Regions from separate parts of the Homo sapiens genome. Here region 2 is linked to region 1. Evidence: read pairs that join two places in POLR2A ChIA-PET (ENCODE). Cell type or tissue: PC-3. All regions are shown on one strand. Links, peaks and the distances in the headings refer to the core of each region. The heading gives the core; the rest is flanking DNA. Region 1 overlaps LOC107985255 (a long non-coding RNA gene). Region 2 overlaps LOC105372892 (a long non-coding RNA gene).

The links. Peaks named below come from ENCODE experiments on the same cell type or tissue, not always from the same donor. Only the 100,000 strongest peaks of a DNase experiment are listed, where the experiment ranks them.
Region 2: POLR2A ChIA-PET joins it to region 1 with 5 read pairs; 2 of 35 experiments call an interaction of 5 or more read pairs at or near these places.

The regions. Positions count from the first base shown.
Region 1 is chr1:208,932,104-208,937,485 of GRCh38, reverse strand. All of the region lies in intron 1 of LOC107985255 (a long non-coding RNA gene), which reads left to right. Among named protein-coding and RNA genes, the nearest start is that of LINC01774, 38 kb to the left of the region's middle. In PC-3, for the core only: no CTCF peak of the experiment used is centred there; DNase peaks (open chromatin) are centred at 1,455 and 2,375; H3K27ac peaks cover 3,297 bases.
Region 2 is chr1:208,676,933-208,682,314 of GRCh38, reverse strand. It overlaps LOC105372892 (a long non-coding RNA gene), which reads left to right. Exons shown (of 5, transcript XR_007066854.1): 3 at 1,383-1,438. Among named protein-coding and RNA genes, the nearest start is that of LINC02769, 41 kb to the right of the region's middle. In PC-3, for the core only: no CTCF peak of the experiment used is centred there; no DNase peak of the experiment used is centred there; H3K27me3 peaks cover 300 bases.

The sequences.
Region 1 (5,382 bases), core at 290-5,289:
TGCTCCTGCCTGGGATGCCCCTTTTCCCATATCTGTTAAACAAATTCCTCCTGCTCAAACATCACTTTCTCTGTCAAGCACATTAAGCCCTCCTCAAAGGTCTGCCTTTCTTTGGCTAAATGGACTGTGTGCTTCTTCAGAGATGTTGTTTTAGGCCTCTTTATAACGTAGTCCTAACACAATGCCTGGCTCATAGGTGCTTTACAAGATTGACTGCATCTCTGTTTCTCTCTGAAATATTTCCAGTTTGCCATCTGAAAAGTAATCCTGCGAAAGAGATTTCATATAAAGCCCATTCTGCCCTAACTCTTAAGCAACAACTGGGAAGTCTTCCTTCATAGAAGTTCAAGTTTGGAAATTTCACCTTGCACTTTACCCTTCTAAAGCTATTTGTTGGAGAAAGGACTACTTCAAGTCATTCTTTAAAGAAAAGATGTGGGACTGGGCTCGATGATCTCTCATTGACCTCTTCGCCCTCAGCATGCCCAGCTCTTAAAAGGAAACTGTGATGTAGGTAAGAGGATACTTGAGTTGGAAACCTGAGGCCTGAAATCCTCTGCCCAGATTTGCCATTAATTAACTGAGTTATTTGGATAAGTTGCTCCTTCTCTGGGGCTCGGGTTCATCATCTATGCCTGAGAAGCTTGAATTCAATGATGTCCAAATACTACTTCCAACTCCAACAATAGTCTTACAATGTTAGGAGTCTCCATGTCTATGAAACACCAGAGTTAACAATCCAATTAATGCCTGTTCTTAGCAGACGAATTCCCCACCCCCTATTGTTTAGGAATTTTTCATCATTAAAATAATTGAGTGGGAGTGGGAGGTTGTTTGTATTCTTTTGACCTTTCTGCTCTCCTCTGCTATAATGAAACTCTGCACTGCCATTTGGTGACTAGGCTTCTGAGGAGTTCTCTCACGTGCAGTGGAAACAAAGATGTAGAGTGGAAAGGGCACTGGAATAGAAGTCAGGCAATCTAAGGTCGTGCCCAGCTCTTGACACTAACTAGCTCTGTGGCCCTGGGCTTGTCATGTCCCCTCTTGGGGTCTCCATTTCCTCACCTGTTAATTGGGTTGTCTGAACCAGATGATCTTTATAGTTCTTCAACTCTTCTTGCATTCTATGAATTCTAACAATGACATCTCTCTCTAGAGAGTGAGGGCTGAATGGAGACCTTGTGTCACACTACTCCAAATGCCACACAATTAATTATGGAATTCCAGCAATCAACTCCCTCCCCCCGCTGTCTACCCCCTGCCTGCCTGCATTAATGGCATTTTCAGAGACTTCTGTCTAGAAGAAAACGTCGGTCCCAGACTAATTGGCATCTTTCCATCAATGTCAAAGGGAGCCCAAAGGGTCTCTTTGCTTAGAACTCTCTTGATTCTCCTGTGTGAGGTGGGGATGGGGTGTGCCTTCAGCTTCTGACCCTCCTCTGATATCTATCAGTCTATCCTGACTGTATTCTCTGTGGTTTCTGTGTCATCAGGATGTGTGCTCATTTGAGAAATCTCATAAAAGAGAATGGCTTTCTATGCTGTGTGATATTTGTGAATGTACTAGGCCAGCTTGAAACCATCTGCTAAGAAAGATTAAAATTCAAGAAGGAAAACAAAAGAAGGTACTCTTTCCTATTTGTCCCCATATTATGTATGGTTTAAGAGCACACATTCTGGAGGACAACTGCCTTGCTTTGAATCTTTATTTGCTACTGAGTCAGCCACATGGCAGATAGAAATCTGCTTTCTCTGGATCTGTTTCCTTATCTGTAAAATGGGGCTCGTAAATAAAAGTACCAACCTCATTTAATTTTCATTTAAGATTAAGTGAAATGATGCATGTTAATTGGTGCAGTGTTTAACACATGATGGTCTTTAATATCACAATTATGATATTTAACATTATTTTTGGCCAACCAACATTTGCAATGTCTCCTTTCAACTGATCAACTAGTCATTTTTGTTTTTTATTTGAGATGGAGTCTCACTCTGTAGCCTAGGCTAGAGTGCAGTGGTAGGATCTTGGCTCACTGCAACTTCTGCCTCCTGGTCCTGGTTCAAGCAATTCTTCTGTCTCAGCCTCCCAAGTAGCTGGGATTACAGGCACGCGCCACCATGTCCAGCTAATTTTTGTATTTTTTGTAGAGATGGGGTTTCACCATGTTGGCCAGGCTGGCCTTGAACTCCTGACCTTGTGATCTGCCTGCCCCAGCTTGACAAAATGCTGGGATTACAGGCGTGAGCCACCGCTCCCGGCCCAACCCAGTCATTTTTTAGCAGCTCCGCAGCAGTTCATTTCTACCCCACCCACTTAGTCATGACTTCTATAAGATCCTACTGTTCTTGAATGATTATTTAGCAAAGTGCTTTTCTATTGGGGAAATCTTCTCAACACTTACTCACCACTCTGGGATGCCCTAACTCTTGACCTGAGCAACCGAGGAGCTCAGAGCTACCTTTGCAACAGAAAAGACACTTAACTTCCGAAGAGTACTGCATTAATCATTACTTCTGATGTGCCCTCAGTAAGCATGAGGTCCATAATCTATCTATCCACAATCAAGGCATCTTTTCCTCTCAAAAGAGGGAGAAACATCCCTCATTTTTACAACTTGCTGAATTGAGGTCTAGTCTTGTGATAATCGCTCAGTTACAAGTTCCGTTTTCTTCACTGCTTATTCCCTTCCTTTAACACCAACAGCTGGGACTATACAGCATCAGAAAAAAGAATTAAAACTTTCTCATGGGGAGGGGAAAGTAGAAGCAATTCGCTTAATGTGTTTTATCGATTGTACAGCACATTTACTCTATGGGTTCAAGACACTATGTATCCGTTCTCTTGAAGGCAAGTCCAAATCACTTATGGCATCTTTATGGAAATTCAAAATTGAATGGAAATATGACTATGAGGCCATCAGCTAAAAAGCACTGGCTCCTCATGAGGGATTCTGCTTTGTTTCCCTCTCTTTCTCTCATCTGTATCATCTTTCATGGCAGTGTCCTTGAAGACATCTCCCTTGGGCCTTCTCTACAACAGCTCTTGGAAGGCCAGCTTTGGTAAGAAGCAGTAAAAATGTCCAGATTGTAGAACTAAATTTAACAAGATACCTGATATTGGGAATGCATAACCATGAATAAGCAAGCAATCATTTATAAAACCAATTGTACTGCGTATAAAAGTTGCCTGTATTTGTAAAAATCAAAACATGTGTTTAACAGTACTCAAATTATGTAAACAGTCTGTGTCTGGTTCCCATTAAAGGTACAGAATAAGCATTAGGGCAGCAACTTGAAAGCCAGGCTGAACAATTTTGCCGGTTATCTGTGAATGGTATCTGGAGGAAAAATGCAAATTATAGTCAAGGTGAGGAGAGCCAAGTTGTATCAAGAAATTTGGAACCGGGCATCATTTCTGAGGACACATATGAAGCCAGAAATTAGAAGGATGGGAATGGAATGGGATGTGGTTGGAGCAAGTGGCTCAAACCTGAGGTTGTACACCACGGTGGGATGACAAAGGTGCACTTTCATGCAATTCAGTCACATGCGTGCTGTGGGAGTACCTCTTAACATGAACTCTACACTCTCTTATTCCAGAAAAGAATACTCATGAGTGTATTAATGGTGACTATAGACACTTTTAGGAATTAATTTTTTGGGAGCCAAGAACGGACCTAGAGGGACTAGAATAAGAGGGGGAGGGGCAGATGATGGAGGTCTTGAGAGATTATCACTTTATAAAAACTAATTCTGTTTTCCTGCCTATTCCTAATACTGTGCTGTAAGACTAGCAGCTGGGCCCATGCTGCATGCAGCTGAGAAATTAAGACTTTCTCATAGGAGGAAGAAAACTAAAAGCAATTCATTTAATGCATTTTATTGATTATATGGCTCATATACTTCTTGAGTTCAAGATAGCACCTGTCTATTCTCCTGACGGCAAGTTCAGATCATCCTTGGCATCTTTATAGTATCTTTCTCTTCTGCAGCAGAGAGTAAAGGAAAGGATGGGGAGATAGAGAATATATGTGCGTGTGTGCATGAGTGTGTGTGCGTGTGTAAGGGGAGAGTGGGAAAGACAGAGAAAGAGAAAGAGAGACAGTGAAGGAAGGAAGAAGACTAGGAGAAAAAATACTTAGGAACGGAAAAGAATTAGTACTTTAAGGGAAATGCTAGATCTTGAAAAGTAGAGATTACTAGTGTAATGCAGTCTTTAGGAAAGACGTTCTGGAGATTTCAGGAATTTCAGGATATAGCATAAAGAATAATAATCCTTTGAAAAGTTTTGGATATCTTGGTGCCTGAAGCAAAAAAAAAAAAAAAAAAAAAAAAACAACAAAAAAAAACAGCTTCTGAAGGGTCTTATTTTAAGCACAAAAAAAGAATGCTGTGAAAAGAGGTTGTGGCTAGCTTATGGGTGACCAGCAGCCCAAAGAAGACAAAATAGACTTTTTAGGCTGGGAAGGAACTGAATGCTTTACGTGCAGCATAGACTGGAAACCTGCTGAATTTAGCAAAGCTTGGACTCTAGACTCTTCATGCTGTAGAAGAGAAACTCCTTGTCCTACACAGGACGGATTTAGAGGGGGATTTGCATTTCCTTCAGTAGGGGAGGGGAACACTGAAAAGAATTAAAAGGAGAGGGGATGGGCTCCTTGTGGTGTTGGTAGGCTTGGTCTGCACAGAAGGCAAAGATTGTTTTGCTCCTAGGGGACCCTGGATTTGAGACTCTGAGTCTCCCTCAAAGGCAGAAGTTGGTTTCACTGCCCAATGTGGAGAGCTTCATTTTCTATTCTCTGTATTTCAACTATTGGTAATTTACAGGGGCAACAACTTAGATCCTTCTTGCCCAGAAGTCTCTGGGTACCTAAAACCAATTACAACTCTTCACTCCCGTTATAGATTTAAAAATGTATCTTGGATAATGTCAAACAGCATCGAGAAAAGCCTTTGGGGCTCAAATAAAGTGGCAGTGACCTCTTTACCCTCAATTTTCCCCGGATGTCAGGACACCCTTCACAGGGTGAAGGAGTGTATAAATTTAATCTGGTTGTTCACAGCAGGGCCAAATGGAGGAACCCATTGCTTGTCACTCTGGGCAGTGACAGGCTCACAGCCCTCTCAGTGATGGGTGATGAAGCACAAACTGCCATTAGATATGTCCATGTCACCTGAGGAAGAAGAAAAGGGGATGGAGGAACCCTCACAGAACTACCTTTGTCAGGATGGTTTGCACAGGCCTTGTGAAGGAATGAGCTCTTTCTGAGTCAGTAAAGAAAATCTGCTCCTGAGGCAGTTGATGGATTCCTATCCAATCACCTTTTTAGGAATGTTGGAAACTGGTAGCTCTGATTCTACTGTGTCTCTCTCTCTCTGTAG
Region 2 (5,382 bases), core at 231-5,230, 260 kb after region 1:
CTAAGCTGGGAAAACATGCTTGGACTTTTAATCAAACTCTTCCTGGTAACTCGTACAGTCATTGTTGGGCCTATTTCTCCATTTGTAACATAGAAAAGAAATCATCCTGGTCCCAGACATTTTTTTGTTCTCCCAAGGAAGGAAGATGACTGAATTTCATAAAAATATTTGAACATTTAGAACTAAACAACTTGTTCATGCAATTAATGTGCAGCTGTTGAGCATCTACTGTTTGTCAGAAGTATGTGATAACCAAACATGACTAACTCCTGCTCTTAAGGCACTAAGTCTAGTAGGGAAGACCACTATTAAATGAATACTTGCACAAATAATGAGCATTTAATTTTGAATTAGTTAAGTGCTCTGAAGGGAGAGTGTAGAATACTATGGGAGGTATGAGAAATGATCTAATTTGAATTGGAGGATTGGGAAGCAGAAAGTGAGGAGGAGGACTTTGAAGGGAAGGAAACAAACAGCGTGTGCAAAGGCCCTGAATTGACAAGCTGAAAAACACAGAAATAAAGTGAGCTGAAGTGAGCACAACGTGAGAAAACACTGGATTGACAGGTGGCTCCCAATATGTGGACCTTGGATGCCATGCCAAGAAGTTTAGCTTCTAACTTAAGTACAATAAGAATGCAATGCAGCATTTTAGGCAAGGAAGTGGCATATCCTTTTAGAACCTTAGTTAGACAGGGTTCATAATGAAGGAGTAAGAACAGTAACTGAAGATGTTGAAAGGTCACGGTGGTTGAGACCATGGGCTGGCAAATTACAATCATGGGTCAAACTCAGCCTATCACCCATTTTTGTAAATAGAACTCTATTGGGATGCAGTCATGTCCTTTCATTTCTGTATTATCTATGGCTGCTGTTGCTCTACACAGCAGAGTAGAGTAGTTGCTGTAGAGACACTATGGCCCACAGAGATTAAAATATTTACTATCTTTAACTTTTTAGAGATAACTTGCTGATCCTTGGATTAGACTGAAGGGTTATTGATGTCCCTGCAAAAAGAAAAAAAAAAAAAAAAAGGACTGATTCAGGATATATCTTAAAGTTGGACCATAAGACCATGAACTTGAACTCCCACCTTATTCTGAAAGCTCAGAAGATATAGTCTACAGTTGTAAATGAGTTTCTGAGGCTGTCATTTTGACTGTGGTAGAGATTTGTACGAGTTTATTCACCTTATACTTGTTCACTCCAGTCTTACTAAACTGATTTCACATTATTTTAAAATTAGAGGAGAATAACAGTTATTAACTACCATTGCATTTTCATTTAGTCACAAGCACTTACTGTTTGAATTAGAAATTGCTCCAATAAAGACAGTGACTGCAGGTTTATCTCTGTTTTTATTTTTGTTTGTTTTCTTTAAGGTGCTGATCAGAAACCCACAAATATCTGCCAGGCTGGCAACAGACCCTAAAGAGAGGTATGGAATATATGTGTCAGCTGCCTAATGCCCACGGCAGTCTGAAAGCATACCAGACACTCAGAACCTTAGTGGCAGGCTTGCTTTTCTTATGTTCTCATTTTTTAATGGGGAAATGGAGGCACAGAATGTTCCTGGGTCATTATGCTAGGTCACATTGCTCCAAGGAGGGCCCATTGCAAAGCTTTGTGATTAAGCACTCACATTCAGGAGCCAGGCTGCTGGATTTCACCCTGGTTCTGCCACTGAATAGACGGAAGAAGTATCACTTTGCTAATACAGTAAGGCACTCGACACAGCCCATGGCACATAGAAAGACTCCAAAAGCCTGAGCTATCTTGTTTTCTCCTGTTTTGTAAGAAAATCTTCTTCTCCCGTTTTGTAAGAAAATCTTCTTAGAGTTGGACAATTGCCGTGTGTCCAAAACTTTATAAGTATCATTTCCTCCTCTCAAGGAGCCTGGGAGGTAGGCAATATTATCGCTATGTTACTGAAGATACAACTGAGGCGTATCTCAAGCTACTTATGCCAGCTCTTATTGCCTGTGAGGATCAAGCCAAAATCAAACGTAAGTTTGCTTGATTCCAGAGCTTGGGTTTACAACAGCTAGGCAGCCCATTTTCTTTATACTCCCTCATCCTGCGGAGCTTGCCCAGGACTTCCAAATAATGAGGGACACATGGGGACCAAAAGGAGCTGTGGAGCAATGTGTCATGTTCCTGAAGTCCACACAGGAATGCGGGAAGAAGCTGATCCTCTGCTGAATGTACTGATCTTCTTCCAACTTCATAGATAAAGCTAATTTCCGTGGTTCAAAGTCATAACCCCTCATTTTGAGGAAGGAAGCAGGGAGACCCATAAAGCCATAATTCTAACTATCTCTTGAGTTAATAGGAGCCTAATTGGATTAAAATTTTAAATTTTATGGCTCCAACACTTTAAGACACCATGCAAGGGGGCTTAATAAGTTTGGTACTTATTAAGAGGTTTGTCATCTTAACCCAGTCCAAGTAGTACAACGATACCAACATAGAACTGTTCTCTGAGCCACCTAATTTCTTGTTCTTTAAAAATACAATCTCCCTAATGTCAGTATACCTCTCAGAAGCCCTCACTATTTATTTTAGATTGATTTCCTTGGGGACAAAAAGGCTATAATTGCACAAATACTCCTGGAGTAACTATAGAAAGAACACACAGTATTTTATATATTTTCTGCTAATACTAGCCAAGAAAATTAAATTCTACTCCCTGTTTACACCCACTAAAACGAAGCACTTAAAGAGCAAATGGCTATTAGCCATACATTTTGTGATTAATCTAATTCTAGTTTCTTAGTGTAGCCACCTTCATTTGAATTCCATTTATAAATAATGCACAATGCACCACTTCAACAATGATATGAAATTAGAGGTGAAAAACATGTGACTCCTAAGGGAAGAACAAAGGAGGTTGGAACTCAATTTATTTGTTGTTGTTGTTTTTAAAAAATAGTTATTTGGGTAAATTTGCAGCAGTCAATAAAGCATTCCTGTAGGGCTCCTTCATCCCTGGGTAGCCTTTAACTTAATTTGCATATTGGAAATTCAGCACTTTTTCTTGCTCTAATCAAGCTTGCCAAAAAAGCAAGCTAGCTTGCTATAGCAAAGATATTTTAGACACTAGTAGAGTACTGGAAAAAACAAAGGAATGTTGTAGGTACATCCTGCCTCCCCTGTTTGTTGCGGCCTTCTAGAGATGTGAGGTCAGAGGCAGAGATGCTAAGAATAGGCGCAACAGGCATGGGAGTCAGAAAACTGGGGCTCTCCATTTGCTTTGCTACTAACTAGCTACTACTCCTGGACCTGCCCTGGTTACTTTTGGTCTCAGCTTCCCCCCGCTTTTTTTTTTTTTTTTCTTGAGACGGAGTCTCGCTCTGTTGCCCAGGCTGGAGTGCAGTGGCGCAGTCTCGGCTCACTGCAAGCTCCGCCTCCTGAGTTCACGCCATTCTCCTGCCTCAGCCTCCTGAGTAGCTGGGACTACAGGCGCCCGCCACCACGTCCGGCTAATTTTTTGTATTTTTAGTAGAGACGGGGTTTCTCCGTGTTAGCCAGGATGATCTCGATCTCCTGACCTGTGATCTGCCTGCCTCGGCCTCCCAAAGCACTGGGATTACAGGTGTGAGTCACCGCACCCGGCCAGCTTCCCCCTTTTTAAAGAGGGTGTTGGCATATAGCTCCTCACATGCCATTCTTTGGTATAGCTCTCTGTCTGTATGTGTGTGTCCCCATATTCTTTCCTCTTGTAGATATGCCTTCCCACTGTTCTTCATGGTGCAGTCTTTCTCTTTGTAGGACCCAGCTCAGCTATCACCTTGATGGCTGCCGGGAGCTCGATGTACTGTTTATGTTCTGATAGCTCCTTATGTGCATTGCTATCTTATTTTAGGAAACTTGTGAAAATCTCAGAAGAGGATATGGGAAGCAAATGGTATGAACATGTTACCTATTTTGGGAGCATTTCCAAAAACATAGGTCCTGTCTCTGTACTGAAAGAGGGAACAATTAATGTTTAATAAATTCCTATTTAAAGGGTTTTGGTGTGAAATCCTAATAGTTTTGTTCTTCTGTATATGTTTCTATGTATACACTGGAATTCTTGTTCTGTATTTCCAAGTAAGGCAAAAATTTACTGTGATTGAACACGCCACCACCAAGAACACTAGGTTCTGCCAAAAGAGCCAGAATGCCCTCTCTCCTGCCTCATTTCCTTATTGCAGCAGTCACCCCACTGTCCTTGAAGACACTTGGCTGTGGGCTTTAGGGAATCAAATGAATCCAGGGATCCAGATTTGTTAACACTATTGAAGAGAACCATCAGTAATAGACAGTTTCTATATATTTCTTGCTATTGTATTTGGTGGGCAATACAATAAGAGTTCAGCTGTTTGAATGCTCTTTGTCTCTTTGTAATCAAAAGATTAAGAATATAATCTGTTCTTAATCTTTTGAGAAAATATGGCCCTAAATTTAAATGTTTTGCCTCCTGAAATGATCATTTTTTCCTACCTCTCTTAAAGTTCTTCAAAAGCAAGAACTTGTCTTATGTTCATGTGTCTCACAACCCTTAATCATATCTGGCATATAATACGTGTACAGTGAAATTGGTAAAGTGAAGCAGTGTAGAGCCTCAGAAAGAGCAATTGACTAGTTCTGTAACCTTGGGTAAGTAACAGTTCTTCCCTGGAGTTCTGCTATCTGCTCCATAAAATAAGGAGATTGGGATAGACAGTTTTTAAGTTCCTTTAGCGTTCTAAAGTTCTCGATTTGTTCTATGGTTTTTTACTCCATAGAAGCTGAAAAACTCTTAGCAGTTCCCAAGAAGAGGACATGTAGGGCTGGAAATCTGTTTGTCCTACCCTTAGTGGAGGAGGCTTCCACAGTACTCTGAAACTAGCATTGCTCTGATGAAGTTTTTTTCTAGGGTGTTGCTTTATTCCAGTCTCCGTGAACCATCTTTAACTCTAACTTGCTGAAGGGAATGGAAATTGACTCTTGTAGGGTCAGGACCGAAGGAACAGGAATTGAGATGTAGCTTCCTGCATCTCAGTAGTCAGATCTTAGAAGAGGCAAAGATCCACATATTATGATCAGAGAATATTGATCAGATTATCATCCTGTGTAGTCCCTCCTTTTTTCCTCACTTCTCTATATGTACTCAGCTGGCAGGTTATACTAAGATGGATTCACCTGGAATAAAATAAATGTGAGTTCACTGGCCAGAGCTGAAGTGATGCCTCACTCTGTTTCAGAACATTTTCTCCTGAGAGTACTTCAAAGGAAACGTATCAGAGGACCTAAATCCTTGAGAAAATCTTCATACTCTCAAATACAGCCCATGCTATTCAGCTGAGCTTCCTGGAAAAGGTTGAGTATGGATCACTAGTTAGAAAGATGGGTAGCTCC